Regions from separate parts of the Homo sapiens genome. Here region 1 is linked to region 2. The links are chromatin loops, found by intact Hi-C in ENCODE. Cell type or tissue: IMR-90. All regions are shown on one strand.

Region 1 (2,500 bases), 120 kb after region 2:
GTGAGAGTATGGAGAACTTTTTCCTTCTTTATACTTTTCTGCTTTTGCAAATTTCCGAAAATGAGAATTTATTACCTGATCATTTTCAATTTAAATTTCCAAAAGAAATATTAGAGTGGCATGTACCTGTAGTCTGGCTATTTGGAAGGCTGAGGCAGGAAGATCACTTGAGCCTAAGAGTCCAGGCTGCAATGAACTATAACTGTGTCACTAAACTCCAGCCTAGGTGACAGAATGAAACACCATTCCTCAAAAAAAAAAAAAAAAAATTAAAGAGAAATATGAGGGGGTCCACCTCAGTGACCTCATTTTAACTTGATTACTTCCGTAAGAACTCTATTTCCAAATATGGTCACATTGTGAAGTATTAGGGGTTAGGACTTCAACACATGAAGTTCGTGGGAGGCACAATTCAGCCCACCCACAACACCAAGTTTGCTCATAGCATGGTGGTCCCAGTGCTAAGAGAGCAAGAGCAAACGCTGCAAAGACTCCTGAGTCCTCAGCTACAAAACTCTTACAACCTTCCTTCCACCATATTCTATTAGTCAAAGCAAGTCACAAGGCCAGTACTGATTCAAAGGGTTTAAAGGGTGGGGAAATAGATTTACCTCTTGATAAAAAGACCAGCAAGGCTGGGCGCGGGTGACAGTGCAAGACTCCATCTCAAAAAAAAAAAAAAAAAAAAAAAAAAAGACCAGCAAAATATTATGGCCATGTTTTCAACCTATCACAGGTCTTTAATGTTTTTTGTGTGTGTTTTTTTCGAGACAGAGTTTCACTCTTGTTGCCCAGGCTGGGGTGCAATGGTGCGATCTCAGCTTACGGCAACCTCCGCTTCCCGGGTTCAAGCGATTCTCCTGCCTCAGCCTCCCAAGGAGCTGGGATTACGGGCATGCACCACCACACCTGGCTAATTTTGTATTTTTTTTAGTTAAGACGGGGTTTCACCATGTTGGTCAGGCTGGTCTCGAACTACTGACCTCAAGTGATCCACCTGCTTCAGCCTCCCAAAGTGTTAGGATTACAGTCAGGAGCCACCATGCCCAGCCCTTTTTTTTTTTTTTTTTTTTAATAATTAACTAGCTATAAGGCCTTGGGGTATGACAAAAGTATAGATTCTTAGAAACAGAAGGGACCCAGGCCAATTTTAAGTCCCACTACTTAATACATTTCCTCTGCCCTCTGCCACCCCCAGCTCCTCTTCTTTTCCCATTTGATGAGATGTTCCTGGATAAGCTCATCAAGCCCCTGTGTTCCTGCTTAGGTTGTTTCCTCTCACTTGAAAGCCAGTATCTCCACCCCCACCCCATCTTTTTATTGAAGTATAGTGTTCATACAGAAAAGTGCATATGCTTACTCACTAAATATGTACAACAATTATGTTCCGATTAAAAATAATGTAAACAGAAAAGTATTTATGTGTGTACATTTGACCCCTGAACAACACGGGTTTGAACTACAAGGGTGTAGTTATATGCAGAGTTTTTAAATCAAAGGCGGATGACTTCAAGGGATGTGAAATATGCACATACATAAGTTAACTTTTTGTATAGGAGGGTTCTGCAGGGCACACTGGGCAACTTGAGTATGCACGAATTTTGGTATACATGGGGGGGTCCTAGAACCAATCCCTCATGTATAGAAGGACATGTATAGAAGGACAACTGTATATATATATATATATATATATATATATATATATATATATATATATATGCATGCATACACACACATATAGAAATCACATAAAATATATCTCTCTCTCATAAGTTTACTGCTTGACAAATTTTGCAAGGTAAACACTCCATTAGCATCTGAAAGCAGAACATTACCAGTACCTCAGAAGCCCTATTCATGTCTGTGTCCAAATTTCTTCGTTTTAAAAGGGCACCAGTTATACTGGATGACTTCACTTTAACTTGATTACTTCTGTAAAGACCCTATTTCCAAAGAAGTTCACTTTCTGTGGTGCTAGGAGTTAGGGCTTCAACATATCTTTTTGGGGGACACAATTCAACCCATTTAATGGGTCATATTAGAATTCAAGACATCTGAGATTTGATGAAATCATGGTTATAATCCATTTTTTGCTTAAGCTAGTTTGAGTTGATTATCTGGTATAATCACAATGTAACCAATACAATCAATACAAATGCTCTGGTGCAACCATGTTTGCTTAATGTGAATTACTTACACATAATTAGTAAACTGGAGAATGGTGTCAGTAAAACAAGTAAGTTGTGTTACTTCATTTGGACTTTTCTCAGCATGTTAATGTTTTGAAGTGATATGTAATAAACATCCTCACAATTAGAGAAAGCTTTTAGCAATTTATGAAGAAGACTTAAAAAAAACATAATTGAACCATGCAGAAGTGCCATTGTATTTATTGTAAATACAAGTGCCTTCCTTCAGTGAATAAGCAACTAGTTCAGTGGCTTCAGGAACCACCAAAGTTTCTATTAAGCTATCTAGAAAGCTGCCAAGAGCAGATGAA
Region 2 (2,500 bases):
GTGTATTTGTTTCCGTTGAAGTTGGATTTAATGTTTGAAAATTACCTAAACTCATCTGGACCAGTGGTATCGTGAGTAAGATACGTGATTAAGCTGGATACTTGTGGTTCAAATTAAGTTGTGACTATTAAGAAACTCTACTTACCTTCTTGTGAGACTCAAACTGACTTTAAAACAATTCCAAACAATACCAAGAGAGCCTCTCAAGTGGCTGTTCCAAGTAACAACTATCATTTAAATAATTCATAAATCTTACTTTGAGTGGAAAGTTGAACTACATGGTCTCTGATACCCCTTCCAATGCTCAATCTTTACAATCATACCTCATACATACAAATAATTCCTACACACATTGTATTAGAAATGGGCATCTTATAAAATGGAAGTATTACATAATAGAGTACATTTCCTTGAAACCAATCACATATTAATTTATTCCACCTAAAAACATACTACCATTAAAAGTATAACTGAGCAAATGCAGAAGCCAGCTTCTGGATTCTTAATGATCACTTTAATATGAGTGGAGGTGATTAATACTTATGGTACAGACTCACTAGTCTGCAAAATAATTCAAGAGAAGTCAATATTTATTAGACAATAAAATAATTGTTCCAAAGGATATTTCTAAATAACTTCAAAGAAGTTACCACAAAGTTAAAAAGGAATATCTTCCATGTTAAGTTTGTGATAAAATAATTTAAACACATGATTGACTCTACAAATCTTTTTTACAAATTACTTCAGAAGTTATAAGAGGAAATGTTTTTCTTTTTCCTCTGCTATCTCTTATTTTTTCCTTCCTACTTCTGATCCCCTTAATATACAATATTATTGATGTAAACTCAAGAATTCATGGTAAAAGGCATCTTTTTGCTTCACAGAAATCATGACCTATAGAGAAAACAAGGTAAAAACTAAGGAAAACTGAACATTGAACTTTTTTCAAAAAAATTACAAAATAGGATGTATAACATTATCTTTGGAAAACAGACATTTTCTTTCTACTAGAAATAGCAAAAATCATTCTACATTTTTTCTTCCCCAATTGCATGTTCAATTAGCATACATTCCAACAGTGTGCATGAAAAAATTTCTAAGCCAGAGGTATTTAAGTGATTTCTTCCTAAGTGTTTTGGCTAATTCAGTGGCCAAGAAACTATGATGTTTATTCTCTGATTGGACAGAGTCAAGAAACAAAACAGATATAATTACCAAGGGATAAAGCTGATATGACCCAGCAACAATCTGTCATTACTTCAGCTGTTAGTCGGTCTTCTCCCCCCACCCAGCCCCACAAAAAAAGTTCTGCTCTGCTTAAGTGTACAAGACTCCAGTGAACTTCCAACAGTTTGGCTTCAAGTGACCTAGGAATGGAGTGAGTCATCTGTAAAGCCTGGAGTGGTCCAAATAACACAGATAACTTCAGTAACAACTGGAAACAGCTGGCTCCAAATCAGGGAGCTACCCAATCTTCAGTGACAAGGAGGAAACAAAGTCCAAGCTTCTAAAACACGTAACGACAAGTCCAGGAACGTGGCCGGACATAATCCAAAAATGTGGGCTGCAGTGGGGAAAAATAAGAATGGAAAAATAATTTGTGTACAGAGTAGAGGAGGTGTGGAGATAGGCAGGGATGTTAATATGATACATTGTACATCTCTAAAATGCCTCCCACCATTTCAACAACCCTCAAGGTATAAGCAGCTCACTAATTCAAAAGATGTTCAGTACTTTTATCTATAACACAGATTTATTCAATTAGGTGCTTCACATAAAGCTTTTAAAGTCCAGTAAACTATACACAATTGTGTGGACTTTGACCAGTTTCTAAATAGGCACTATTTCTTTCTGTATCTTTATTTTAGCACAGCCCTACTTTTAGTACCTTAAAATCTAAATGGTGGTTAAGGACGACAAATAGATATATATATATATATTTATATATAACCACCATTTAGATTTTAAGGTACTAAATATTAGTATATATTAGTTAATATATAATATATAAATAAATATATAAATATAAATATATATTATATATACACATATATAAATGACTAATATATACATAAATGACATATATATAAAAATGACTAATACAAGGTTTAAAATTACTGAACTATCAAAGGAGGAGCAAATGAAGCACTACAAAAGTTCAGAAATAGGAAAGAGAGGGAAGCAAGCATTTGAAAAATCATCATGGAAGATGTGGCATCCAAACTGGATTTTGATAGGAGAATAAAATCTGACATGTGGAATCCAGGTGACCAGGGACAGTCAAGAGCAATTACTTCAGATGAACAAAGGAGATTAATATGAAATAAAGAGGGAGAGTTGAGGCAGCCTAACAGACATAGGGTACACAGAAAGAGGGGAAGCTTTGGAGAGGAAACTGATTAATTTCATTATGGACATCTTCAGTTACAGATGCCTATGAGAAATACCCAGGAAATAAATCAAGAAGGTATCCCCTCCAAACCTGGAAGGTTGTAGGGAT

The links. Hi-C counts contacts between places; a loop is a spot of excess contacts. Peaks named below come from ENCODE experiments on the same cell type or tissue, not always from the same donor. Only the 100,000 strongest peaks of a DNase experiment are listed, where the experiment ranks them.
Region 1: it touches region 2 in a loop (2.7-fold over the local background); 18 of 110 quality-filtered maps call a loop at or near these places.

The regions. Positions count from the first base shown.
Region 1 is chr1:179,236,406-179,238,905 of GRCh38, reverse strand. No RefSeq gene overlaps it. Among named protein-coding and RNA genes, the nearest start is that of ABL2, 8.0 kb to the right of the region's middle. In IMR-90, no CTCF peak of the experiment used is centred here; no DNase peak of the experiment used is centred here.
Region 2 is chr1:179,352,649-179,355,148 of GRCh38, reverse strand. SOAT1 (sterol O-acyltransferase 1) reads right to left here. Exons shown (of 16, transcript NM_003101.6): 16 at 1-1,564. The coding sequence ends at 1,508. Among named protein-coding and RNA genes, the nearest start is that of AXDND1, 12 kb to the left of the region's middle. In IMR-90, no CTCF peak of the experiment used is centred here; a DNase peak (open chromatin) is centred at 1,358; H3K27ac peaks cover 624 bases.